Linked DNA regions of Homo sapiens: region 1 is linked to region 2. The links are chromatin loops, found by intact Hi-C in ENCODE. Cell type or tissue: endothelial cell of umbilical vein. All regions are shown on one strand. Each heading gives the region's core, and the rest is flanking DNA. Links, peaks and the distances in the headings are about the cores only.

What was found. Hi-C counts contacts between places; a loop is a spot of excess contacts. Peaks named below come from ENCODE experiments on the same cell type or tissue, not always from the same donor. Only the 100,000 strongest peaks of a DNase experiment are listed, where the experiment ranks them.
Region 1: it touches region 2 in a loop (6-fold over the local background); 4 of 110 quality-filtered maps call a loop at or near these places.

The regions. Positions count from the first base shown.
Region 1 is chr6:26,373,796-26,388,806 of GRCh38, forward strand. BTN3A2 (butyrophilin subfamily 3 member A2) reads left to right here. Exons shown (of 11, transcript NM_007047.5): 9 at 532-578; 10 at 976-1,003; 11 at 2,002-4,517. The coding sequence ends at 572. It overlaps BTN2A2 (butyrophilin subfamily 2 member A2), which reads left to right and starts at 9,313. Exons shown (of 8, transcript NM_006995.5): 1 at 9,313-9,386; 2 at 9,997-10,120; 3 at 11,220-11,567; 4 at 14,218-14,499. The coding sequence starts at 10,027. RefSeq lists a silencer at 9,162-9,251. In endothelial cell of umbilical vein, for the core only: no CTCF peak of the experiment used is centred there; a DNase peak (open chromatin) is centred at 9,286; H3K4me3 peaks cover 952 bases; H3K27ac peaks cover 985 bases.
Region 2 is chr6:26,453,318-26,467,240 of GRCh38, forward strand. It overlaps BTN3A3 (butyrophilin subfamily 3 member A3), which reads left to right. Exons shown (of 11, transcript NM_006994.5): 11 at 1-98. BTN2A1 (butyrophilin subfamily 2 member A1) reads left to right here and starts at 4,638. Exons shown (of 8, transcript NM_007049.5): 1 at 4,638-4,825; 2 at 5,290-5,401; 3 at 6,164-6,511; 4 at 9,927-10,208; 5 at 11,868-12,089; 6 at 12,636-12,656; 7 at 12,745-12,771. The coding sequence starts at 5,320. RefSeq lists enhancers at 4,249-4,508, 4,669-4,828, 12,350-13,549. In endothelial cell of umbilical vein, for the core only: no CTCF peak of the experiment used is centred there; a DNase peak (open chromatin) is centred at 4,554; H3K4me3 peaks cover 1,037 bases; H3K27ac peaks cover 1,064 bases.

The DNA.
Region 1 (15,011 bases), core at 4,383-12,382, 75 kb before region 2:
TTTAAGAAATAAGAAAATCAGAAAAGAGAGAGGGAGGGAGAAAAGTGTGTCTAATAAAGAGGAGTAGCTACAGTGGCTCAGTTGGTACAGATAGATCATAACTGCTTTCAAAAACTAGTCCCTGAAATTGCTCATTAAATTTCCCAAATTCTTTTTAGAGCAAGGTACGAAATGATACAGATTGAGAAGGATGAATCTTGTACTCCTAGGCATACACATATAGACATGGTGACACCTATGCCCAGGTACACATTCAAAACAGATGAGCTGGACCCCATTGGGAAGGAACTCTCACAGTGCCTGCCCTGCCACTAGCGTTCAACCGATGTTCCCAGACTTGATATTAAGAAGAGGTGAAGAAAGAATTGTACCTGAAGATGGAGACCATGGGGAAGGGTGGGATGGTAAAAAAAAAAAAAAAAAAAAAAAAAAAAAAAAAAAAAAAGACTAGATGGATGCAAAAAGAAGGGGAAGGGGCCAACACAGAAAAGGCAGAGTTCTGGTGACACCTCTACCTTTCTTTCATTGTAGGTGGAGAGGAGTCTTCGTCCGATACCAATAAGTCAGCCTGATGCTCTGTAAGTTTGCTGGGTCACATGCCCTGAATATTTCAACTTTTTCTCCACTGTGACCCGTGGATGTTCTCAGCTGGATTAATTAGATCTAATCTAAAGACTCAATTTCTGTGTGGTGGGGGTTCACCTCCGCTTTTCTGGAGCCTCTGAGAAACTCCTGATCCTGCACACCCCCTTGTAAAGCCTGGCCATGCATCCTGCACCCCCCATGACACAGGGAGCCAAGCCTGACATTTTTGAGAAGGTGCCACCTCTGATCCATCAGAGCTGTAGAGGAGGGAAGCTGGACCCTGGAAGAGACTCTAAAGAAAAGGAGAGAAAACATGTAGTGAGAGGAGAATGGAGTGGGAAAAGTACAAAAATACTGACCTTTTTCTTATCTGTGTCTCCTTCCTTTCAGAATGGAAAAATGGCCCTCTTCAAGCCTGGTGAGTAAATCACTGCATGTTCCCTGGACCAACAACCTGAGGGACTATATTCCTTTTTCCTTTTTTCTTCTCCAACTCTTGTGATTTGGAGCAGAAAAGTTCCCTTGACTTCCTTCGTGGGTAGGAAGACGCATAAAGGGTGGAGGTGAAGGGAAGGAGACACACACTGAGTAATACTGCAGGGAGAGTGAGGATGGAAATGCCAAGGAGAGGAGGTGATGCCTGCCCAAAGAACTTTGTCCTTCCCAGGCTTCTCATGCCACCTACTGCCTGTATCTCCTCAAAGGATTTAATGCTTCCAAGCTTTGGCCTCCACATTTTTAGATGATGATTGCAATCTGTTTTTCATGGGGGTTGAGGTGAAGACTGAAGGAATAATGAACATGCTTGGCAGAAACCTAGCAAGAAATAGATGGTGAGCTCAAACTGGGTAGTTGGACAAGGTTTCCAGAAAGAAGGGTTAAGGGAAAGCAACAAGGAAAAGTGCAGTGCCCCCATGGTTCCCAACAGTGGGGAGCTGTCTCCACCCCTAGCCTGGGAGGGCTAAAAAGGGGAGGCAATTACTGGAACCCAGAGAAAGAGGTAGCTTAACGAGGGAGCTTCCTGAGAAGAGTCCTCGGGCCTTGTTAGAGCACCACCAGCTGCTGCTGGCAGGGAGGAAGCAGGAAATTAAACGGTGTGTATCTCCTTTCTTTCTCCTTCTAATCTTCTATCAGGGCCTCCCATTGGCCAAACACAGCAGCAAACCAGAGGACAAGGGAGCCCAGTGGCACTGTCCATAGAGGACAGATTCCTGGGGTCCAGAAGAGGGTGGAGAAAGCTGAAGGCTGGAGAGTGAATCTAGGGCATATAAGGCCCCACACAGAGCCCAGCACAGAGACGGCCTTGCAGCTATCAGGAAGATGAGGAGCTTCCTTCATGGCCTGCTGTGGGCTGAGTAAATAATATGATTGCCTTCTACAGCGCTAGAGATTCATATGTTTATCCCCATTTTTCAGGTGAGGAAATGCTTCAGATGAGGCTCCACCTTGTTAAATAAATTGGATGTATGGAAAAATAGACTGCAGAAAAGGGGAACTCATTTAGCTCACGAGTGGTCGAGTGAAGATTGAAAATTAACCTCTGAGGGCCAGCACAGCAGCTCATGCCTGTAATCCTAGCACTTTGGAAGGCTGAGGAGGGCGGATCACAAGGTCAGGAGATCAAGACCATCCTGGCTAACACGGTGAAACCCCGTCTCTACTAAAAATACAAAAAATAAAAAATTAGCCGGGCATGGTGACGGGCACCTGTAGTCCCAGCTACTCGGGAGGCTGAGGCAGGAGAATGGCATGAACCCGGAAGGCAGAGCTTGCAGTGAGCCGAGATCACGCCACTGCACTCCAGCCTGGGAGACAGAGCGAGACTCTGTCTCAAGAAAAAAAAAAAAAAAAAAAAAGAAAAGAAAATTAACCTCTGAGTATAAAGCATCAGTGGGCAGAATCAATGTGGGGAGGGAAACAACAAAAATGTAGAAAGAGGATCCTTGTTGCTTCTTGGGGCCGCATCAGGGTATTGGGTTAGGCAGATACTGACCTTACTTTCATTTCCCCTCTGGTCACTAGACCCCTGGGGCTTTCACCAATGACATTGATGAGAGAATCACATTCAGGGCAGGCTAGGGACACGGGGTTCTGGAAGGACCTCCTCAGCATGGCCCAAGCCTTGCATGCTGTGGCTCTTAAATCCAGGAAAAATGGCTGACCCCATGGACACCTCCTCAAACTCTCTGCAGCAGATGTAATTCTGTATCCAGACATGGCAAATGCCATCCTCCTTGTTTCTGAGGACCAGAGGAGTGTACAGCGTGCTGAGGAGCCCCATGACCTACCAGACAACCCTGAGAGATTTGAATGGCGTTACTGTGTGCTTGGCTGTGAAAGCTTCATGTCAGAGAGACACTACTGGGAGGTGGAAGTGGGGGACAGAAAAGAGTGGCATATTGGGGTATGTAGTAAGAACGTGGAGAGGAAAAAAGTTTGGGTCAAAATGACACCGGAGAACGGATACTGGACTATGGGCCTGACTGATGGGAATAAGTATCGGGCTCTCACTGAGCCCAGAACCAACCTGAAACTTCCTGAGCCTCCTAGGAAAGTGGGGGTCATCCTGGACTATGAGACTGGACATATCTCGTTCTACAATGCCACGGATGGATCTCATATCTACACATTTCTGCACGCCTCTTCCTCTGAGCCTCTGTATCCTGTATTCAGAATTTTGACCTTGGAGCCCACTGCCCTGACCGTTTGCCCAATACCAAAAGTAGAGAGTTCCCCCGATCCCGACCTAGTGCCTGATCATTCCCTGGAGATACCACTGACCCCAGGCTTAGCTAATGAAAGTGGGGAGCCTCAGGCTGAAGTAACATCTCTGCTTCTCCCTGCCCAGCCTGGAGCTAAGGGTCTCACCCTCCACAACAGCCAGTCAGAACCATAAAGCTACAGGCACACACTGAAGCACTTTACTGATATTCATTCAATTATTCCATAGGACAGTTGTTTGAGTTTGGTGCCACCTTATTGGCCCCTTTATACAGATAAGGAAACTGGGGTGTAGAAAAGTGTATTGACTTTACAAAGCAGACAGGAATAGTGAACAACAGAGCTGGGATCTGAACAACAATGACTAACATTAATGGAGAATTTAAAACGTTCTGAGTGCTGTGTTATGAGCTTTGGTGGGTGTCACTCCTTTAATCCTCACAACACCCTGTCAGGTAGTCTCATTTGGCAAGTATGGAAGCAGAGGCAGGGCAACATTAAGTAGCTTACATAACTCACACGGTAATTTGTGCAGTTGGGAGATGTTCAGCTTCAGTCCCTGGCCAATTGCCCGTTCTTTTCCAGCCTGATTTTTCCTGCATGGGAAGAGCCCACATGTAGCCCTGAGGTTCCCTTCCCAGGACAGCTCCAGGATCGAGATCACTGTGAGTGGTTGTGGAGTTAAGACCCCTATGGACTCCTTCCCAGCTGATTATCAGAGCCTTAGACCCAGCACTCCTTGGATTGGCTCTGCAGAGTGTCTTGGTTGAGAGAATAACGTTGCAGTTCCCACAGGGCATGTGACTTTGAAAGAGACTAGAGGCCACACTCAGTTAATAATGGGGCACAGATGTGTTCCCACCCAACAAATGTGATAAGTGATCGTGCAGCCAGAGCCAGCCTTCCTTCAGTCAAGGTTTCCAGGCAGAGCAAATACCCTAGAGATTCTCTGTAATATTGGTAATTTGGATGAAGGAAGCTAGAAGAATTACAGGGATGTTTTTAATCCCACTATGGACTCAGTCTCCTGGAAAAGGATCTGTCCACTCCTGGTCATTGGTGGATGTTAAACCCATATTCCTTTCAACTGCTGCCTGCTAGGGAAAACTGCTCCTCATTATCATCACTATTATTGCTCACCACTGTATCCCCTCTACTGGGCAAGTGCTTGTCAAGTTCTAGTTGTTCAATAAATTTGTTAATAATGCTGACTCTTCAACTTGGTTTTTTCTAGACTGTGGTGTCTACTCAGCACAGTAGAGTAGTCTACATACCCACTGTACTCCCCACAGTTTCAGTTTGCCTCACTGCAGCATTTTCACAAAACCCTTATTGGATGCCTCTTCTATTGTTGCCATCTGAATTACCAGAAATTCATAGATTTAAAGCAACACAAATCTATTATCTCACTGTTCTGTAGGTGAGAAGTCCCACAGGGATCTCACCAGGCTATAATCAAGGTGTCTGCAGGCTGGATTCCTTTCTGGAGTCTCTAAGGAAGAATCTATTTCCTTGCTTATTCAGATCGTTGGCAGAATCAGTTCCCTTCATTTACAGGAATGAGGTCCCAGTTGTTTCCTGGTTTATAGCCAGGGACTGTACCCACTTCTAGAGGCTGCCACACTCTGACTCTTAGCTCCCTTCCTCCATCTTCAAAGCAGCAACAGTACATTGAGTCTCCTCTCCTAGTTCTTTTTCTCCATTGTATCATTCTGATTCTTTTACCTTCTCCTTTTTTTCCTTCCTTTTATTTATTTATTTATTTATTGTTGACAGGGATTCGCTCTGTCACCCAGGATGAAGTGCAGTGGCGTGATCTCGGCTCACTGCAAACTGTCCCCTGGGCTCAAGCAATCCACCCACTTCCGCTTCCCAAGTAGCTGAGACCACAGGCCCACATCACCATGCCCCGGTATTTTTTTTGTAGAGACAGGGTCTTGCCATGTTGCCCAGGCTGGTCTCAAACTCCTGAGCTCAAGAAATCTGTCCACCTTGGTCTCCCAAAGTGCTGGGATTATAGGCATGAGCCACGGCACTCAGTCTGCCTTTTACTTTTAAAGACTCCTGTGATTTGACTGAGTCCAACAGACAGTTTAGAATAATCTCTCTAATTTAAGGTCCATAATTTTAATTTTGTGTAACATCCATTTCGCCATGTTATACATTCTATTCATAAGTTTCTTAGTGGATATAACTCAAAGGGTGGGCGGGGGGGGGCACTACTCAGCTCACCACACTGATTTGGGAAGTGATCCCAGGAAACACAAGTGCAGAAATAAATTGAGAAATGAAAGAAAGCCAATTACATGAGAAATGAGATAAAGAGTTCATTCATGAGTCAGTTATCATGTGGAAAACTTGGCTTAATCCCTTTTACGACTCTCTAAGAAACCATATGAAATGTGTGATATAGCTCAGAATCTTCCTAAGGACTACAGGGCCTGCGACTTTATCTCCACTTCCCATCCTCCTTTGCTTGAATTGTTTGAAGATTGGCCTGGGAGTGTTAATTCTAATGTACTTTAAGATTGGGCTATGTAACTGCAGAAAAGCAACTATCATGGGTGTGATAAAGCTCACAGGCAAAGGAGAAGGGAGATACTCACTGGAGGTGGGAAGGTTGTCATCTTTGCAGAAAACTGTGCCTCAGCTATTGGCAAACTGTGATAGGCCAAGAGAATAAGGGATGGGGCATCAACAGCATCAGTTATAAGGGCTCACCTCTGAGAATATAGTGAATGCCTTTCAAGGTCTCTCTGCCCTCCCTGCACCACATTTATTTAGCATTAGTGACCTCTTGTCTTCCAATACATGCCCATATCACATGGCCCTGCAGCCTCACCACATGGACTGGGTCTAGGATGGACACTGACCCAGGCTAGGCCAGAGGACTAAGTGACATGTGGCTAGTTACTCCTGTAACAGATGTGCATGGGAGCTGTGGGAAGAAATGTTCCATTCATGCTGTGGACTAAAGGATGGTGGACTGCAGAGAAGACCAAAGCAGATGAGCAGAGAGAAGGCTCCAAATGGAGAGCTTAGGCAATTTTATCATGTTTGTTTCTTTTAGAAGCCCAATATCATTTCTTCTCTTTGAAAAAATTTGTTGTGTTGAGACAAGGTAAATGTACTAGTTAATATTGCGGCAGTTGTAAAATTTGGAAGCTTACATAAGCATTATAATATGCTCATTGATTCTGTGAGTCAGGAAACTAAAATTTGAACAGGACAAAGTAGAAATGGATTTTCTGTGTGCCAAGATGCCTGTGGATCCCCTCGGAGTACTCCATAGCTGGAGATGACACACCCATATTACTTTCAAAGATTGGAGTTTATTGCACAGCAACAGTGAATCATTGCTCACTCCGGGTCCCGGTTCTTCCAGGATTGGCAGGTACACCATGTCCATAAAGAATCTTTCTGAAGTGACCCTTCCTGTCTCTTTTTCCATCCCAGGACACAGTATGATTGGGTTAGATCATTACTATCTAACCTGGCACACCCCAGTAGAACCTGGTTTCTTGCTAAGCTACCCCATGGCCAAATGATCCTCTTCCTTCTCAGAACACACATGTTTCCCTCCTGCTCAGATGAACTTTGGCAGAGGTTGAGGCCTGGCTTAGCTGGATGCTTCTTGCACAAGCTGCTTCAAAGCCCTGGGTCTTATTTCTTCAAATAAAAATATAAAGTCAGGTCTCATCCTGGGTGGCCATGCTCTTAGACACTTGCATCCTTCTCTTCTGTCCTTTCCCAACAGCTGCCCAGTCCTGGTTGGAATATTCTAATACTGACATAATTACCCTCATTAGCCACTCAACCCAGGATCCAATTTTAATTATAATCCAGAAATATCAGGTGATGAGTGAGGCTTCTGTATGAGAATGGGACAGTTCAAGTGTCAATTCAATAGTAAAAACACTTCTTAGGCCTTTCTTTATCTTATTCTCATCAAAGAGCTTTCTCTGCAGAAGGGACCTACTGGTTCATCCTTCCTGGTCCTTGATCTTCTGATCTAGAGTGGCTTAATAGTGCTGCCACCTCTCTCTCGAACTCTGGTGCCGAATGATTCCAGGAACTGGGCCATCCTGTGGTGGGAATGACCTTACCCTGAGCATGTCACTCATGCATTGAACAACAGCTGAGAGCAGAGCTTAGAGTTGGGCCTTGTAAGGAGAGAAGAATCACATCCTGCAGAAGTCTGTCCTGAGGAACAGGTACTCCAGTCACAGCAAAGACACAGTTGATACCTGGATAACAATAATAGAAGACAGGACATGGGAACAGCAAAAGATATGGGTGTTAGAAGAGGCCGAGAGCACTTCAGGCAGGAGCATTCAGAGTTGTTCTTGGAGGAAGTAGGCACGAAGGCTGGGCAGGATTTCAAGGGGCAAAGATGGAGCAAGCAATTCAAGTGAAAGGCATGGCATGGGAAAGGGAGCGCTGGCCACAGGGAGTGCAACGTTGTGATGCAAGGCCACTGTGGAGCCATTGCTAGTGTATTAACTGCAAAGTTTTGAATTGAATCAGAAGGGAATTGGAGGCCTCTAGACTAAGCATTTATTTGTGTATATTTTATTATTTATTTATTTATTTTGAGGCAGGGTCTCACTTTGTCACCCAGGCTGGAGTGCAGTGGCATGATCTCAGCTCACCCTAACCTCCACCTCCCAGGTTCAAGCCATTCTCCTGCCTCAGCCTCCTGAGTAGCTGGGATTACAGGCATGTGCCACCACACCCAGCTAATTTTTTTTTTTTTTTTTTTTTTGGTAGAGACGGGGTTTCATCATGTTGGCCATGCTGGTCTTGAACTCCTGACTTCAAGTGATCTGCCTGCCTCCTCCTCCCAAAGTGTTGGGATTACAGGTGTGAGCCACTGCACCAGTTCCAGACTAAGTATTTAGACATTTGAGGGGATTATTGACAACTGGGCCTTGGGAAGATTATTCTGGAAGATATCTATACAATGACAAGATTGGATTCTGTGGGGGAGGGATTATGTTCATGGGGAGGAGGTTATGTGTGCTGGTGTGTGTGTGTGGTCCTTGGACTTAACCCCACCACCTACTGGCAGAAGGTCAAGGTCAACTGAAAGTCTTTGCTCACTTCCATCTTCTGCCTCCACCAGAATACCACCTCCCCGTGGGAAAGGGTTTTTAATCCTCACTCAGTATTCTCAGCACGTCTTATCCAATAGCTTTGGAGTGAACAACAAGACCTTCATAACAGCCACTGCAACTGCTGTCACCTTTCCTTTGCTACCCCTCCCACTCCAGCCATGCCTGCTTCCCCCAAGGCCTCCCGCGCACCAGGCCCAACCTTCAAAGCCAGCAACATGAACAAGAGTCCTCTGGCTTTGGAAAGACGGCGGCTTATGTTTTCCTCCTCATGTTTCCTCCCCAGCAAAATCACTCTACATAGAGAGCCCTCTCCTCGTCTACACCAGCAAAGCCACTGACACCTTGGGGATCTCAAGGCTTTGTAAAAGAACGGAAGGAAAGAAAGAAAGAGAGAGAGAGAGAAGGAAAGAAAGAAAGAAAGAAAGAAAGAAAGAAAGAAAGAAAGAAAGAAAGAAAGAAAGAAAGAAAGAGAAAGAAAGAAAGGAAGGAGAAGAGAAGGAAGAGAAAGAGAGAAAGGAAGAGAGAGGAAGGAAGGAAGGAAGAAAAAAGAAAGAAAGCGAGAAAGAAAGAAAGAATAAAGTGAGAGAGAGACATATGAAAGAAAGAAAGAAAGAAAAAGAGAATGAGAAAGGAAAGAAGGAAGCAAGGAAGGAAGGAAGAAAGGAAGGAAGAAAGGAAAATAAAGGAAAAAAGTCTTGCTTCCAAAGACAGAAAAAGGAAATAGAAATACCTAATAATCCCAAAAGGTTATTTGCTGCTTGAGATTTTTGGGGGGTTTTTGTGTGTGTATTCTACCTAGTAACAGCTGAGAAATAAGGCTCGAGACACCATTGGTTGGTTCAGCCTCACTCGGCCAATCCTGGGCTCTAAACTGCTCAGTGGAAATCTTGGGACTTTTTGGACACCCAGAGAACAGGTCCCAGATACCGAGTCCGCAACTCCAAACATCGCGATTAATAGGAGGTGAACACAGCTTTTCTCTTCTCTTTGGGATGCTTTGTTGTCTGGTGGTGACTGTGCCCATGGGTGAGTTGTATCGGAAAATCGTCATGTGAGGATCAGAGGGGAAAAGAAAACAGAGGTTAGTTCTAGAAGGTAGGAAAGGGAGAGGAGGCGCTACAGCTCCGGGGTGGGGGCGGTAGCTGGGGGCGGTAGGTGCGGGGAGCGGGATCTGCTCTGGAGAGGAGAGGGGGACCTGGGAGACAGGAAGCCTACTGGTGGGGAGGCGCAGCCTCGCCTGGCTTTACCTCGAGTGTCCCGACCTGGGTCTCGGGGAGGGGGAAGTGGAGGGACGAGGGTGTGAAAGAATCCAGGGACAACTGAAGAAACCGGACTGTGGCCCGAGAAGTGGGAAGAGGAAGGAGGAAAACGGCCCCCTTGATCTCTGCATTGATGGCTTACTTATGGAATGTTTACGGAATCCCTCTTTCGGAGATACCTGAGCCTTGAGATGCAAGCGACTCCCAGAAGTTGGGGCACCGATGAGACCTACTTGAGTGACAGGAGAGGTTGGGCCCGACCAGCACTGAGGTGCCAAGACTCCTAGGCTGATTCTCCTCCTCTGTAACCCTAGGCCTCTGGTCTCTGCCTGCCCTGGGTGCTCATGGAACCAGCTGCTGCTCTGCACTTCTCCCTGCCAGCCTCCCTCCTCCTCCTCCTGCTCCTCCTCCTTCTCAGCCTGTGTGCACTGGTCTCAGGTAGGGATGTGTGTCACTTGCTGCTGTCACCTCTCAGAAAGGAACATCAACCCTGTAGTCTGCAAAGGGAAAGAAGGAAGAACTGTGGGGTTGTTGACTTATCCTTTCATTCTGAACATGTTCACTGAATTTATACCAGCACTGTCCAAAAGAAACACAGTGAAGCACAAAGGTCAAGTGCATATACAAGTGCAAATCTTCAAAAAGATTTTTTTAACTTTTTATTTATTTGTTTATTTATTTAAGAGAGAGTATATTGCTCTGTTGCCAGGCCGGAATGAAGCAGATGGAGAATGAGATCATAACTCACTGTAACCTGAAACTCCTGGGCTCAAGGGATCCTCCCATCTCAGCCTCCCAAGTAGCTGAGAGTACAAGCAAGGGCCACCACACTCGACTAAGTTTTATTTTTTGTAGAGACAGGGTCTCACTATTTTGCCCAGGCTGGTCTCAAACTCCTAGCTGTTAAGGATCCTCCCACTTTGGCCTCCCAAATATCTGCAATTACAGGCGCAAGACCCTGTGCCTATTCTACTTTTTATTTTAAAAGGTAAAAACATACTTGAAATAAATTTTAATAATGTATTTTGTTTCATATAAATAATCACATATCAATATTTAAATGCTTAGTTAATAGAACTATTACCAATGAGATATTTGACATTTTGAAATTTTAAATCTTTATAATCTGTGTGTGTTTTACACTTAGAGTTCATTTTTATTGGAACTGTTAAATAGCTAGTGGATAGATACCCTAATGGACAGTTCAAGTTTACACTACACTCAGGCACAGTGCTAGATTGCAAAATGGAGGAAAATCTCAGGGGCACAGGGTGCCCAGGGCGGGCTCCCCAATGTTTCCTTCGTGAAGCAGGAGCAGCCTCAATAGTTACTGCTCCCAGGGGTTGGTGCTGCCGACCAGCCACAGCTACTGGTCCCCAGAAGGGTTCTCAGCCCAAGAACCCCTGTAGCCTTGGAATATCTGCTTCCTTTCATCCCTGGAGTTTTTTTTGTTTGTTTGTTTTTGTTTTTTGTTTTTTGTTTTGCCTTAGAGTTGTGATAACTGGCATCCTTGTCTGATTCTGCCCTTGTTGAACAGCCCAGTTTACTGTCGTGGGGCCAGCTAATCCCATCCTGGCCATGGTGGGAGAAAACACTACATTACGCTGCCATCTGTCACCCGAGAAAAATGCTGAGGACATGGAGGTGCGGTGGTTCCGGTCTCAGTTCTCCCCCGCAGTGTTTGTGTATAAGGGTGGGAGAGAGAGAACAGAGGAGCAGATGGAGGAGTACCGGGGAAGAATCACCTTTGTGAGCAAAGACATCAACAGGGGCAGCGTGGCCCTGGTCATACATAACGTCACAGCCCAGGAGAATGGGATCTACCGCTGTTACTTCCAAGAAGGCAGGTCCTACGATGAGGCCATCCTACGCCTCGTGGTGGCAGGTGCATCACTTCATTTTGCTTTATTACTTTTGCACAGTGTGACTTTTGGGGAAAGTTTCTCCCTTAACCTCAGGCCCATTGCAGACCAACGGATTTCTATCTGGCGTCCCCTTTCCACAGAGAAAGTGGCTTCCTCTTGCACAAAGGCCACATGAGTGGGTTTGCCCTGCTAAGCTATAGGTTTCACTTCTTTTTTTTTTTTTTTCAAGACAGAGTCTTGCTATGTTGCCCAGGCTGGAGTGCAGTGGTGCGATCTTGGCTCACTGCAACCTCTGCCTCCTGGGTTCAAGCTATTCTCCTGCCTCAGCCTCCTGAGTAGCTGAGATTACAGGCATACACCACCATGCCCGGCTAATTTTTGCATTTTTTTAGTAGAGACGGGGTTTCACCATGTTGGCAGGCTGGTCTCAAACTCCTGACCTTGTGATCCACCTGCCTCAGTCTCCCAAAGTGCTAGGATTACAGGCGTGCGCCACCACGCCCAGCCTGGGCTTCACTTCTTCAGAAGCACACGCATTCCTCAGCTGAGGCCATGAGCAGGGGAAAATAGTTAATCCCGGAAAAGAAAGTCTTATGCCTGCCTTGGCACTGAACTGTGCACGTCTGAGAGTGAAAGGAGACACTGTCAAAAATTGTCCCGGGGCAATCAGAATCAATAAGAACTGCCCAGAGAACTATGACATGAAATCTTATTTTTCGATAAATATTAATCTTGACATTTTCTTCTTTCCTGAAATACTGATTGCAGAGAGAGTGACTTTTATATAAATAGATGATTTTTATTAAAGCACAACTAAATACAGAAACAAAGTTATCTATAATTCCTGCTAACTCCACAGAGAAAGACTAAGAATTTAGCTGGGAAGAAATTGGCAAGGCTTCAGCATAGAAATGCACTTAAACTGGGATTTCTAATAGTTTGTTAAAAGTGACACTAAGTGATTACCTCAGTGTTGCAGTTAGTGTATTTTGCTTTAAAAGGTATATTTCAGGACTGAAAAAAGCCTTTAAGTTGCAGAATAATTCGTGGTGACATTTCAGTCCATCAGACCAGTGGAGGCAAGGACTAGGAAATTGGGTTCTTCCCAGGGGGCCCCAAATCATAACAGGTAGGAGACCCTATCTTTGCTACTCACAAAGGCAACCTTACATCTGATTAAAACAGAATATCGTGGATGGAGGGCTTCTTGACCCATTGTCATGACTGTGTTCACAGCAGCACTGCAATGTTGCCCAGTAATGAATGGTTGTATGTGGCAGGGACCCACTACTCTTTCTCTGTAAAACCAACCCTGTCCTGGCCTTCCCTAGTCTGAATTGGGTTGCTGTAGGACTTTTTGTTTGCTTGCTTATTGTACTCTGTTTGTTGGATTGGTTGGTGGCTGATTTTTCCCTTAAATCTATTGTGTCATGCTTACCCGTATTGAACCCATGGAATGTTTTGTAGGACTTTGTTTTCCAATTTGCTGAGGTATTTTAATTTCTTTTCTAATTCAGGATTTCTGTGTGAGCCTTCAAATGCACAACTAGCTTTTTTCTCCTGACAAAAATTAAACAGAGCAGAAAGCACTAGGCTTAAGTGATTGCTTTAATTTTCTTTCTTTAACATAATTTGTTGGGAGACTTTACAAAGGAATTATTCAGGAGAAGTTTGGATGATCACGCATGGCTGAAGGGTCTCCCAGGACCATGCTTTTGCAGCTCTCTCACTCTGGGTATTCTCTTTCATTGAAGGTTCTAGTAAAGATAGAATATATTTAGGATGAGCCTGAATTATTAGGATTTTTGGTGATGATCTCTGACATTGAGGAGGCAATATGGTTATCTTAAGGATCCCAGGGGCATCCAGATATTTCTAATACATTGATGTTCTTAAAGGACTGTAAGAAAATTCTCTATTGGATGGAACCTCTGGGAGGTAAACAACTGTGAATTAGAATAAGAATTGGCTTTGCCAGCTAGTTCTGTCTATTCTCCTAAAAACCATCACCTCCTATGGAGGTAGATAGCCATGGTGATGTGAGGCCCTGAACTAGACAGAAGTGTCAGTGACTTTGGTTCAAAAAGTTTCTTAAGATTTAGCCAAGGCTGAGCATAGTGGCCCATGCCTGTAATCCCAGCACTTTGGGAGGTCAAGACAGGTGAATTGCCTTAGCTCAGGAGTTTGAGACCAGCCTGGGCAACATGGCAAAACCCCATCTCTACAAAAAAAAAAAAAAAAGAAAGAAAGGAAAAAAAGCTTCTGCCAACCTGATAGGTTTCTGTCATTAGTGTATTATTTTAGAGCTTCAGGAAATTGAGGTCTGCAGAGAAGTCATCCCAGGAGCAGAAAGTGAAATTCTCAACCTGCCTGTTGAGAATTTGGACACACCCTCCTGGAAGTGAGAAAATTAGTCTTTGCCAGAATAAATTGCACAGCAAGCATTTATAGCAGACAGATAGATGCTTGGTGCTGTGATGGGGCCTTCAGGTGGAGCATAAAGAAAAGTGTGCAATGTGATCCTTTCTCTTTGAGATCTCACAATTTATTTTGCATATTGGTTTCCTGATGTTCTCCAAAACCAAGGGTCTTTCTAGCAACCATCCATCAAGGTGCAGTAGGGGCTAAGATACCACTGCCTTTTGGCTGAGCCCTGGTCTCCCTTTCCAGGCCTTGGGTCTAAGCCCCTCATTGAAATCAAGGCCCAAGAGGATGGGAGCATCTGGCTGGAGTGCATATCTGGAGGGTGGTACCCAGAGCCCCTCACAGTGTGGAGGGACCCCTACGGTGAGGTTGTGCCCGCCCTGAAGGAGGTTTCCATCGCTGATGCTGACGGCCTCTTCATGGTCACCACAGCTGTGATCATCAGAGACAAGTATGTGAGGAATGTGTCCTGCTCTGTCAACAACACCCTGCTCGGCCAGGAGAAGGAAACTGTCATTTTTATTCCAGGTTAGTTCTCTGCCCTCTGAGACCTATCAAGTGTATGCAGGATCCTCAGCACCCAGATGGAGCCCAGAGCGGGAATGGGGGCAGCAGTGTGGGTGGAATGGTCCTGGGCCCTGAGGAGCTGGAGGCTGCAGCTGAGTTGAGACGTCTCCCCTCCTCACAAAGGGAGATTCAAAGAGTCCCAAAACACAAGAGTAGGAGCCTCTTCTCTGAGGGTAAACCTGGTCTTTTTTTTCTTGATTAGGTCTTTATGCTGCAACAGTTGTAAAATATTAAGGACAACCATCAAACCTGGAGAGTAGTGTGGGTGGGTGACTGTCTATGCTTGGCATTCCTGTATGTTGCAGCCATCCCTTCCTGTCTATGGGACTTCCCAAAGGACAGAGCTGGGGAAATTCCCTATCAAGAGACATTCATAAATGTATTCAACAAATGTTCAACAAGCATTTCTTATGTTTAAGACTGTACAGGAAACCAAGGGTCAATAATTGAACAAAATATATCAAAATTTCTCT
Region 2 (13,923 bases), core at 1-8,000:
CTCATTATCATCACTATTATTGCTCACCACTGTATCCCCTCTACTTGGCAAGTGGTTGTCAAGTTCTAGTTGTTCAATAAATGTGTTAATAATGCTTACTCCTCAGCTTGGCTTTTTCTAGACTGTGGTGTCTACTCAGCACAGTAGTCTGCACACCCACTGTACTCACCACAGTCTCAGTTTACCTCACTGCAGCATTTTCACAAGACCCTTATTGGATGCATTTTCTGTTGTTGCCATCTGAATTACCAGAAATGTATAGACATTTTTTTTTTTTTGAGATTGGATTGTGCCACTGTACTCCCAGGCTGGAGTACAGTGGCACGATCTCAGCTCACTGCAACCTCCACCTCCCAGGTTGAAGTGATTCTCCTGCCTCAGCCTTCCGAGTAGCTGGGACTACAGGTGCGTGCCACCACGCCTGGCTAATTTTTTGTGTTTTCAGTGCAGACGAGGTTTCACCATGTTGTCCAGGATGGTCTCGATCTACTGACCTTGTGATCCACCCACCTCGGCCTCCCAAAGTGCTGGGATTACAGGTATGAGCCACCGCGCCTGGCTTCAGAAATTCATGAACTTAAAGCAACACAAATTTATTATCTCACTGTTCTGTAGGTGAGAAGTCAGAAGTCCCACAGGGATCTCACCAGGCTAGAATCAAGGTGTCTGCAGGCTGGATTCCTTTCTGGAGTCTCTAAGGAAGAATCTGTTTCCTTGCTTATTCAGACTATTGGCAGAATCAGTTCCTTTCATTTATAGGACTGACGTCCCAGTTGTTCCCTGGTTTTTAGCTAAGGGCTGTACCCACTTCTAGAGGCTGCCACACTCTGGCTCCTAGCTCCCTTCCTGTATCTTCAAAGCAGCAACAGCGCATTGAGGCTCATCTCCTAGGTCTTTTTCTCCATTGTGTCTCTCTGATTCTTTTACCTTCTCCTTTTTTTCCTTCCTTTCTTTTTTTTTTTTTTTTCTTCTTTGACAAGGACTCGCTCTGTCACCCAGGCTGAAGTGCAGTGGCGTGATCTCAGCTCACCACATTGTCCCCTGGGCTCAAGCAATCCACCCATCTTAGCTTCTCAAGCAGCTGGGAGCACAGAGCCACATCACCATGCCTGGGTATTTTCTTGTAGAGACAGGGTCTTGCCATGTTGCCCAGGCTGGTCTCAAACTCCTGAGCTCAAGCAATCTGCCCACCTTGGTCTCCCAAAGTGCTGGGATTATAGGCATGAGCCACCACGCTCAGTCTGCCTTTTACTTTTAAAGACTCCTATGATTAAACTGAGATCACCCAGACAATTTAGAATAATCTCTCTATTTTAAGGTCCATAACCTTAATTCTGTGTAAAATTCATTTTACTGTGTTATACATTCTTTTCATAACTTTCATAGTGAATATAGCTCAAAGGGTGGGTGCGGGGAGCACTATTCAGCTCACCACACTGATTTGGGAAGTGATTCCAGGAAACACAAGTGCAGAAACAAATTGAGAAATGAAAAAAAGCCAATTACATGACAAATGGGATAAAGGGTTCACTCATGAGTCAGTTACCATGTGGATAACTTGGCTGAATCCCTTTTAGGACTCTCTAAGAAACCATATGAAATGTGTGATATAGCTCAGAATCTTCCTAAGGACTACAGGGCCTGGGACTTTATCTCCACTTCCCATCCTCCTTTGCTTGAATTGGTTGAAGGTTGGCCTGGGAGTGTTAATTCTAATGCACTTTAAGATTGGGCTATGTAACTGCAGAAAAGCAACTATCACGGGTGTGATAAAGCTCACAGGCAAAGGAGAAGGGAGATACTCACTGGAGGTGGAAAGGTTGTCATCCTTGCAGAAAACTGTGCCTCAGCTATTGGCAAACTGTGATAGGCCAAGAGAATATGGGATGGGGCATCAACAGCGTCTGTTATAAGGGCTCTGCCTCTGAGAATATAGTGAATGCCTTTCAAGGTCTCTCTGCCCTCGCTGTACCACATTTAGCATTAGTGACCTCTTCTCTTCCAATACATGCCCACATCACATGGCCCTGCAGCCTCACCACATGGACTGGGTCTGGGATGGACACCTGACCCAGGCTAGGCCAGAGGACCAAGTGACATGTGGCTAGTTACTCCTGTAGCAGATGTGCATGGGAGCTGTGGGAAGAAATGCTCCATTCATGGTGTGGACTAAACAATGGTGGATTGCAGAGAAGACCAAAGCAGATGAGCAGAGAGAAGGCTACAAGATGGAAAGAGTTTAGGCAAATTTCTCACGTTTGGTTCTTTTAGAAGCCCAGTATCATTTCTTCTTTTTGAAAAAATGTGTTCTTTTGAGGCAAGATAAATGTACTCGTTAATATTGCTTGTAGTCCTAATATTCAGAAGCTTATGCAACTATTATAATATGTTCAGTGATTCTGTGAGTCAGGAATCTAGAATTTGAACAGGGCAGAGTAGGAATGGATTTTCTGTATGTCAACATGTCTAGGCCTCCCCTGGGAGTACTCCATAGCTGGAGATGACACAGCTATATTACCTTCACAGACTGTAGTTTATTGTAAAGCAAAAGGAAATCAATGCTTACCCTGTATCCTGGTTCTTCCAGGGTTGGCAGGTCCATAAAGAACCTTGCCAACGTGACCCTTCCTGTCTCTATCCCTCCCACTACAGAGCATGATTGGGTTAGGTTGTTACTATCTAACCGGGCACACCCCAGTAGAGCCTGATTTCTTTCTAAGCTACCCCATCGTCAACTGATCCTCTTCCTTCTCAGAACACACACGTTTCCCTCTAGCTCAGATCAACTTTGGCAGAGGCTGAAGCCTGGCTTAGCTGGATGCTTCTGGCAAAAGGGCTACTTCAAAGCCCTGGGCCTTATTTCTTCAGGTAAAAAAATATAAAGTCAGATCTCATCCTGGCTGGCCATGCTGTTAGACCCTTTCATCCTTCTCTTCTGCCTCTTCTCAACAGCTGCCCAGTCCTGTTTGGAATTCATATACATACAGTTCTAATACTGATGTATTTACCCTCATAAGCCACTCAACCCAGAATCTTATTTGAATTATAATCCAGAAACATCAGGTGACGTGTGAGACTACTGTATGAGAAAGAGACAGTTTAAGGGTCAGTCCAATGGAAAAAAGAGTTCTCAGAGCTTTCTTTAGCTTATTCTCATCAAAGAGCTTTCTCTGCAGAAGGAACCTACTGGTTCCTCCTTTCCAGTCCTAGAAATCCTGACCTAGAGTGGCTTAATCCTGCTAGCACCTCTCTCTCGCACTCTGGTGCCAAATGACTCCAGGAACTGGGCCATGATGTGGTGGGAATGACCTTACCCTGAGCATGTCACTCATGCATTGAACAACAGCTAAGAGCAGAGCTTAGAGCTTAGAGCTGGGCCCTGTAAGGTGAGAGGAATCACATCCTGCAGAAGTCTGTCCTGAGAAGCAGGTACTCCTGTCACAGCAGAGACACAGTGGATACCTGAGTAACAATAATACAAGACAGGACGTGGGAACAGCAAAAGATTTGGGTGTCAGAAGAGGCCGAGAACACTTCAGGCAGGAACATTCAGAGTTGTTCTTGGAGGAAGTAGGCACGAAGGCTGGGCAGGATTTCACGGGGCAGAGATGGAGCAAGCAATTGAAATGAAAGCCATGGCATGGGAAAAGGAGCACTGGCCACAGGGAGTGCAACGTTGTGATGCAAGGCCACTGTGGAGCCATTGCTAGCGTATTAACTGCAAAGTTTTGAATTGAATCAGAAGGGAATTGGAGGCCTCCAGACTAAGCATTTAGACACTTGAGGGGAATATTGACAACTGGGCCTCGGGAAGATTATTCTGGAAGATATCTTTACAATTACAAGATTGGAGCCTTTGGGAGAGGGATGATGTTTACGGGAGGATGGTATGTGTGCTAGTGTGTGTGTCTGTGTGTGGCTCTTGGACCCAACCTGACCACCTACTATCTAGAAGGTGAAGGACAACTAGAAAGTTTTGCTCAATTCCATCTTCTGCCACCACCAGAATGCCACCTCCCTGAGGGAAAAGGTTTTTGATCCTCAGTCAGGATTCTCAGCACCTCTTATCCGATAGCTTTGGAATGAATGGCAAGGCCTTCATAACAGCCACTGCAACTGCTGTCTCCTTTCCTTTGCTACCCCTCCCGCTCCAGCCATGCCAGCTTCCCCCAAGCCCTCCTGCGCTCCAGGCCCAACCTCCAAAGCCAGCAACTTGAACAGGAGTCCTCTGGCTTTGGAAAGGGGGCGGCTTACGTTTTCCTGCTCATGTTTCCTCCCCAGCAAAATTGCCCTCTACATAGAGAGGCCTCTCCTTGTGGACACCAGCAAAGCCACCGACCTCAGTGACAAACCCCAGGGAATCTCCCCAAGGAATCTCAAAGCGAGAGAGAGAGAGAGAGTCTTGAGAGAGAAAGAGAGAGAGAGAGAGTCTTGCTTTCGAACAAAGAAAAAGGAAATAAAAAGACCCGATAATCTCAAAAGGTTATTTGCTGCTTGAAATTTGTGATTCGGTGTATTCTACCCAGCAACTGCTGAGAAATAAGGTTCGACACCATTGGCTGGTTCACTCACACCCGGCCAATCCTGGGCTCTAAAATACTTAGGGAACTCTTGGGACTGTGGAAGCCCAGGAGACCAGATTTCGTTTCCTGCATCTCCAAACATGGCGACCTAGGAGAAGGGGAAGAACAATTTTTTCTCCTCTTTTGGGAAGGTTTGTGTCTAGTAGTGCCTGTGCCCCTGGGCAGATTGGAGAGAAGAGGGACGACTGGAGAATCGTCGAGAACCAGCGGAGAAAAGAAAAAGCAACGTTTAATTCTAGAAGGTAGGAAACGGAGGGGAGGCGCTACAGCTCCGGGGTGGGCACAGTAGGTGGGGGAAGCGGGGTCTGCTGTGGACACGAGACGGGGTCCTGGGACAGGGAAAGCCCACCGGTGGGGAGGCGCGGCCTCGCCTGTCTTTGCCTCAGGCTGCCCGGCCTGGGTCGCGGGGAGGAGGAAGTGAAGGGAGGAGGGTGTGGTAGAATCCAGCGACAACTGAAGAAACTGCATTCTGGCCAGAGAAGTGAGCCGAGGAGGGCGGAAAAAGGCCCCCTTGATCTTGGCATTGATGGCTTACTTCATGGAATGTTTAAGGAATCCCTCTCTCGGGACATACCTGAGCCTTCGGATGCAGGGGACTCCCTGAAGTTGGGGCACTGATGAGACCTACTTGAGTGACGGGAGAGGTTGGGCCCGACCAGCACTGAGGTGCCAAGACTCCTAGGCTGATTCTCCTCTGTAACCCTAGGCCTCCTGTCCCTGCCTGCTCTGGGTGCTCATGGAATCAGCTGCTGCCCTGCACTTCTCCCGGCCAGCCTCCCTCCTCCTCCTCCTCCTCAGCCTGTGTGCACTGGTCTCAGGTAGGGATGTGTGCCACTTGCTGCTGTCACCTATCAGAAAGGAACATCAACCCTGTAGTCTGCAAAGGGAAAGAAAGAAGGACTGTGGAGTTGTTGACTTACCCTTTCATTCTGAACATGTTCATTGAATTTATACCAGCACTGTCCAAAAGGAATACAGTGAGGCACAAAGGCCGAGTGCATGTACAATTGCAAATTTTCAAAAAAAATTAAATTTTACTTTTTATTTTAAAAAGTAAAAAGAAACATGAAATAAATTTGTATACTATATTTTGTTTCGCCCCAAATAATCAAATACGAATATTTAAATACTTAGTTAATATACCATATTACCAATGAGATAGTCAACATTTTGAAATTTTAAATCTTCATAATCCTGTGTGTATTTTACACTTACAGCTCATTTCAGTTGGAACTAGCTAGTGGATATGTGTCCTATTGCACGGCTCAAGTTTACAGTACACTCAGGCACAGCACTAGATTGGGAAATCGAGGAAAATCCCCTCAAGGGCACAGGGTGGACAGAGGGTGCTCAGGGCAGGTTCCTCAGGGTTTCCTTCATGAAGCAGAAGCACACTTTATAGTTACTGCTCCCAGGGGTGCTGTCGACTAGCCACAGCTACTGGTCCCCAGATTTCTCAGCCCAAAGAGACCCTATGGCCATGGAAAAAATAAGTTTGTCCCTAGAATATCTGCTTCCTTTCTTGCCTTAGAGATGTGATGGCTGGTGTCTTTGTCTGACTCTACCCCTTTGTTGAACAGCCCAGTTTATTGTCGTGGGGCCCACTGATCCCATCTTGGCCACGGTTGGAGAAAACACTACGTTACGCTGCCATCTGTCACCCGAGAAAAATGCTGAGGACATGGAGGTGCGGTGGTTCCGGTCTCAGTTCTCCCCCGCAGTGTTTGTGTATAAAGGTGGCAGAGAGAGAACAGAGGAGCAGATGGAGGAGTACCGAGGAAGAACCACCTTTGTGAGCAAAGACATCAGCAGGGGCAGCGTGGCCCTGGTCATACACAACATCACAGCCCAGGAAAACGGCACCTACCGCTGTTACTTCCAAGAAGGCAGGTCCTACGATGAGGCCATCCTGCACCTCGTAGTGGCAGGTGCGTCGCTTCATTTTGCTTTGTTACTTTGGCACAGTGTGACTTTGGGGAAAGTTTCTCTCCTAACCTCAGGCCCATTGCAGACCAGCAAATTTTTGTCTGGACTCCCTTTTCCACTCTCCCTGTGGAAACGGAATTCCAGGGAAAAATCCTTCCTCCTGCACAAGGGACACATGAGTGGGTTTGCCCTGCTAAGCTAAGGGCTTCACTTCTTGAGAAGCACATGCAGAATTCAGCTGAGGCCGTGAGCAGGGGAAAATGGTCAGTCTCGGAAGAGAAGTCTTATACCTGCCTTAGGATTGAACTGTGCACTTCTTTTGGGTTTTTTTTTTCTTTTTGAGACAGAGTCTTGCTCTGTTGTACCCTCGCTGGCACGATCTTGTCTCACTGCAACCTCTGCCTCCCAGGTTGCACTTCTGAGAGTGAGAGGAGACACTGTCAATAATTGTTCCAAGACAACTGGAATAAACTGATTACCCAGAGAACTACAACATATCAAATCTTATTTCTTGATAAATATTAATCTTTACTTCATCTTTCCCAAAATGCTGATTGCAGAGAGAGTGACTTATTGTAAATAGATGGTTTTATTAAACCAAGACGAAATACAGAAGCAAAATTATATATAGTTCCTGCTAACTCCATAGAGAAAGACTACGAATTTTGCTGGGAGGTAATAGGGAAGCCTTCCACATAAAAATGCATTTAAACTGGGATTTCTAGGAATTTGTTAAAATGACATTAAGTGATTACTTCAGTTTTGGGGTTAGTGTATTATGCTTTAAAAGATATATTTGGGCTGGGCGTGGTGGCTCATACCTGTAATACGAGCACTTTGGGAGGCAGAGGCAGGTGGATTACTTGAGGCCAGGAGTTCGAGACCAGCCTGGCCAGCATGGTGCAACCCCATCTCTACTAAAAATACAGAAACATTAGCCAGGCTTTGTGGAGTGTGCCTGTAATCTGAGCTTCTTGGGAGGCTGAGGCACAAGAATTGCTTGAACCCAGGAGGCAGAGGTTGCAGGGAGCCGAGATCTTACCACATCACTCCAGCCTGGGCGACAGAGCAAGACTCTGTATCAAAAATTAAACAACAACAAAAAAGATATATTTGAGGACTGAAAAAGCCTTTAAGGTGCAGGATAATCTGTGGTGGCATTTCACTCCATCAGACCAGACAGAGGAGGTGAGGACTAGGGAATTGGGTCTTTCCCTGGGGGCCTCAAATCATAACAGGTAGGAGACCCCATCTTTGCTACACACAAAGGCAACCTTGCATCTGATTAAAGCAGAATATCATGGAAGGAGGGTTTCTTGACCCTGCATCATGACTGTGTTCATAGCAGCACTCCAGGGTTGACCAGTTATGGTTTCTGCGCGGCAGGAATCTGCCATTCTTTGCCTATAAAACTGACAGTGGCCTGGCCTTTCCCACTCTGAATTGGATTGCTTAGGACTTTTTGTTTGTTTGTTCATTGTATTCTCTTTGTTAGGTTGGTTGGTGGCTGATTTTGCCCTTAAATCTATTTTGTCATGCTTGCCTGTATTGAACCTCATAGAATGTTTTGAAGAATTTCGTTTTCCAATTTGCTGAGTTATTTTAATTCTTATTCCACTGAGCCTTTAAATGTACAAGTAGTTTTATCTCTTGATAAAAATTAAAGTGACCCTGGGCCGAGTGCAGTGATTCATGCCTGTAATCCTAGCATTTTGGGAGGCCAAGGCGGGTGGGTCATCCGAGGTCAGGCGCTGGAGACCAGCCTGGCCAACATGGTGAAACCCTGTCTTTACTAAAATTACAAAAAGTATCCAGGCATGGTGGCACATGCCTGTAGTCCCAGCTACTTGGGAGGCTGAGGCCAGAGAATCACTTGAATTCAGGTGGCCTAGGTTGCAATGAGCTGAGATCCTACCATTTCACTCTAGCCTGGGCTACAGAGCAAGACTCTGTCTAAAAAATAAATCAATAAATAAATAAATAAATAAAAATAAGCCTGGGCAACATGGCAAAATCCAGTCTCTACAAAAAGATACAAAAAAAAAGTAGCTGGGCATGGTGGCACATGCCTGTAGTCTCAGCTACTTGGGAGGCTGAGGTGGGAGGATCACCTGACCCTCAGAAATCGAGGATGCAGTGAGCCATGATCATGCTTCTGCATTCCAGCCCAGGCGATAGAGTGAGACTGTGTCAAAAAAAAAAATTTTTTTTTATTAAATTGAGCCAAAGCACCAGACTTAAGTTATTGATTTAATTTCCTGTCTTTGGTAAAATTCTTTGGGAGACTTTACAAAGGAATTACTCAGAAGAAGTTTAGATGGTCACACATGGCTGAAAGGTCTCCCAGGACCACGCTTTTGCAGCTCTTTCATACCTGGTGTTCACTCTTATGGAAGATTCATTTAAAGATGGATTGTAGTTAGGGTGAGTCTAGTTTCTTAGGATTTTTGGTGATGATCTCTGATATTGAAAAAGTGGTATGGTTATCTTAGTCCCTGGATCATCCAGATCTTTCTAATAAGTTGATGTTCTCCAAGTACTATAAGAAAATCACCCAGCCTGGGCAACATGTTAGCCAAGAATGGTGGAAAATGCCTGTAATCCTAGCTAGTTGGGAGACTGAAGCAGGAGGATCTCTTGAGCCCAGGAGTACAAGGCACAGTGAGCTATGATTTTGCCACTGCACTCCAACCTGGACAGCAGAGCTAAAACCCTGTCCCTAAAACAACAAAAGCAATACTGCCTAATGGATGGAGCCTCTGGGAGGTAAACAGTGTGAATTAGGATTAGAGTTGGATTTGCAGGCTAGATCTGTCAAGTCTCCTAAAAACCATCACCTCCTATGGGTGGTAGAAAGCGGTGGTTATGTGAAGTTCTGAACTAGACAGAAGGGTCAATGTCTTTGGATCAAAAGGTTTCTTAGGATTCTGCCCGCCTGGCAGACTTTCGTCCTTCTCGTTATTATTCTAGAGCTTCTGGAAGCTGAGGTCTACTGAGAAGTCGTCCCAGAAGCAGAAAGTGAAATCCAAAACCTGCCTGTTTGAAGTTGGAGTCGACACACCCATCTCAAAGTGAGAAAATTAGTCTGGCAGGATAAATTGAACAAGCATTTATGGCAGACAGATAGATGCTTGGTGCTGTGATGGGGCCTATAGGTGGACCGCAAAGAAAAGGGTGCAATGGGATCCTTTCCTCTTAGAGAGCTCACAGTTTATGTGGCCCATTGGCCTGCTGGTGTTCTCCAACATCAATGTTCTTTCTTCCTTACCCTCATCCTTTTTTTCTTCCTTCCTATTTCTTGTTTCCTATCTCCCTCTTTTTTACCTTTACTTTCTAGCTTCACAGAAGAGATGCAATAGGCACAGAAGAGATGCAAAAGGCACTGACTTTTGCCTGAACCCTGATATCTCTCCACAGGACTAGGCTCTAAGCCCCTCATTTCAATGAGGGGCCATGAAGACGGGGGCATCCGGCTGGAGTGCATATCTAGAGGGTGGTACCCAAAGCCCCTCACAGTGTGGAGGGACCCCTACGGTGGGGTTGCGCCTGCCCTGAAAGAGGTCTCCATGCCTGATGCAGACGGCCTCTTCATGGTCACCACGGCTGTGATCATCAGAGACAAGTCTGTGAGGAACATGTCCTGCTCTATCAACAACACCCTGCTCGGCCAGAAGAAAGAAAGTGTCATTTTTATTCCAGGTTAGTTCTCTGCCCTCTGAGACTCGTCGAGTGCATGGGGGATCCTCAGCACACAGATGGAGCCCAGAACGGGGATGGGGGCAGCAGTGTGGGTGAAATAGTCCTGGGCCCTAAGGACCTGGAGGCTGCAGCTGAGTGAAGCCTTTCCGCTTCTCACAAAAGGAGAATCAAAGTGTCCCAAAACTCAGGAGTAGGAGCCTCTTCTCTGAGGGTAAACCTGTTTTTGTTGTTGTTGTTGTTGTTGTTGTTGTTTTTCCCCCCAATAAGGTCCTTACACTGCTGCAATTTTTTTTTAAGACAAGTTCTTGCTCTGTCACACAGGCTAGCATGCAGTGGCACAATCTTGGCTCACTGCAACCTCCTCCTCCCAGGTTCAAGCAATTCTCATACCTCAGCCTCCCGAAGGCTAGGACTACAGGCACACGCCACCACACCCGGCTAATTTTTGTATTTTTAGTAGAGATGGGGATTTCACCTTGTTGACCAGGCTGTTCTCGAACTCCTGACCTCAAGTGATCCACCTGCCTCAGCCTTCCAAAGTGCTAGGATTACAGGCGTGAGCCACCATACCCGGCCAGCAATTTTTAGACATTGAAAACAACCATAACATATGGAGGGTGGTGTGGATAAGTGACTCTCTACACTTGGTGTTCCTGTATGCTGTAGCCATCCCTTCCTGTGCAGGGGATTTTCCACAGGACAGAGCTGTGGAAATTCCCTATAGACACACACTCACAATTCATTCAACAAATGGTCAAGAAGCATATCGTATGTTCAAAACACTGTTCTACCAAGGGTAAATCATTGAACAAATTATATTAAGAACTCTTCCCTCAAAAAGTGATTAGTTAGCTAACCATATATTCTATCAGATGGTAATGAACATCTATAGGAAACATTAAGCAAGGAAGGAATAAAGAGGCAATGTGAGACATTGCAATTCTTAACAGAATGGTCAGGGAAGACTTCACTGTAAAGATGGGAATTGAGCCATCCCATCTGATGGCAAGGAGTCATCAGATGCTTAAGGACTGAACAACCCAGCTACAGGAAGAGCATATGCAAAGGGCCTGGGGAAGGAACATCTCTGGCAGTTTCCAGGACCCCCAGAAGGTGATGCTGGTGTGGCTGAAATGGAGTGAGTGCAGGAAGTGAAAGGAGATGAATTCACAGAGGCAATGAAAACACATTAAACATGGCATTGTAAGCCACAAACAGTCTTTGGTTTTTAGGGCGAGTGACGTGGAAAGCGTTGGAAGGTTTTGAGCTAAGAAGTATCATGATCACACTAGGGCTGGTCTGTTGAAAATAGACTACAGAAGGTAAGGGCAGAATAAGAAGGAGGGCACCGCAGTATTCCAGGCGTGAGTGATGGTAGCTTGAGGCAGGGTGGTGGCTGTGCCGACTCAGCATGACGGGTTAGCTTTATTCATCCTGGTCCTTCCCATGGTGACTGGTTTGCTACCTCTGGGCCTTGGCCCTGGAAGCCATTGAGGTGTCAGCCAGGTGTGAGCCAGCATCACTTTCTCCATCTGAGTTTTCTGAGGGAGAAAGCAGGAGAGCAGGTGGCTGAGGAGCTCTTCAAGTGTGCTCCTAGGGGCACTCTTACCCCAGATGTTCTGTTTCAAACTAAGTGGATATTTCTGGCTGCCTTTTCAGAATCCTTTATGCCCAGTGTGTCTCCCTGTGCAGTGGCCCTGCCTATCATTGTGGTTATTCTGATGATACCCATTGCCGTATGCATCTATTGGATCAACAAACTCCAAAAGGAAAAAAAGATTCTGTCAGGGGAAAAGGAGTTTGAACGGGAAACAAGAGAAATTGCTCTAAAGGAACTGGAGAAAGAACGTGTGCAAAAAGAGGAAGAACTTCAAGTAAAAGGTAAAAGAGGCTGAGTATGGTGGCTCATGGCTTGAATCCCAGCACTGTGGGAGGCTGAGGCAGGCAGATCACTTGAGCCCTGGAGTTCGAGACCAGCCTGGGCGATAAAGTGAGACCCTGTTTAATTAAAAAAAAAAAGAAAAGAAAAAGAGTAGAAGGACAGTTCACCACCATAGAAAGGACACAGCTCTCCCAGGTACCAGCATACAGAAGAGAGAGGAAATGCACAGCAGCAGCAAGGACTTGGAACTCTCATGTCCTTGGAATGAATCTCTCAGAGCTTTCATTCTTTCACTCTGCCCACCTTGCATTCATTCATCTGGCTACATAAAGTACTAAATGGTTGAGCAAAAGCAAGTGTAACAATGTGCTGGTACTACCCAGCCACCTGATCATACATAATTTCTGGTTTCTGACAGTGCCCTAGGCATGAGGGAAGGGAGATGTTGCTGTTCATAGAAAGGACGGTTCCTGCATTGTTTACTAAAAACCCAACTTCTTTTAGTTCTTCTGTCAAAGACATGATTTTCTTTGTTTGTTTTTCAGAGAAACTTCAAGAAGAATTGCGTAAGTTTAGCCTTTCCTTAACTACATGTACAATTTGAGTTCTGCTCAGCAACATCTCATGACATTCGTCTCTGTCTGTCCCTTGCAGGATGGAGAAGAACATTCTTACATGCTGGTGAGTGCCTCTGATGTTCCCTCAGATCTCAGCTTTCTCCACACTAGCCAGCTAACAGGACTCCTTAGAGGAGATGAGCAAGGGGCCCAGGGCAAGGTGGGGACAGCAGGGAACGGGGGTCAGTTCATCAACAGTGTCCCAGCAATGATGCATCATGTCTCTTCTGTCAGGGAATCCCAGCAGCTCTCAATCCACCCTATGGTTTACATCCCAGGATCCTTTATCTTTTGGAGTAATTTAATGCATGATTACCAGAGGTGTCCCATATATAGTAGCCTTCCTAAGAGTTACATTTCAGTAGTTGTTGTTCTTTGATCCTGGATGAATTTGAAAAAAGACAATGCTATCTTAGCAGCTTATATCCTGGGGATGGTGTAGACTGTGCCAAGTTGAAGACCCATGTAGGGAAGAGGCCAGGAGGGTCCCTAGTAAGCCTGACATAAGGGTGTACCAATAGGTGGCCAGAAATGCCTTTCTGCTCTTAAGAGAACACTAATACTTTGTGTATAGCCTGCCGTGGGAGGGATTTCAGGTGGGTGGGAGAGCACAGAACCCAATTGCCCACTCCCAGTGAGCACTTTTCATCTTATGATTCAGCCCCTCTGCCCATAAGCACCACAGAATCCAAGCTTTACCAGATACCATGGCACATGGACCTTTCCTCTTTAGGTGAATTTCAAAATTGCCACTGTCAACTTGGGACAAAATAGCAAATTGTCACAGCCAGACATATTAACTTGGGGAATGGAGGAAATCATTTTAACACAATAGAAAAGTAGACTGAATAAGTAAGAATAAATACAGATGGGAGAGGTCTGCAGAATGCCCGGAGTCTGGAGCATTTCTTGTACCTACAGAAGTGATATGTGAAGACATCAGACCCATGTTGTTGAAGCAAAACTGGATGGGAATAGTTACTCCCTACATTTGCCCACAGACCCCTCAGGCAACAGGTTTTCTTTTGGGGACATTTATTCTCCTTCTTCATTTTTTGAAGGGTGCCCTTGTTAGTCATTTAAGTCAGTTGTGATCTGGTAAAAGGAACACATAGGACCAATGAAGAGACCCTTTATCCTCCAGGACAGTGTGAAGGGAAAGACTCACCTTAGTTGATCCACCGGGGAGAGGAGGAGCAGGACATAAAGCCTTTGT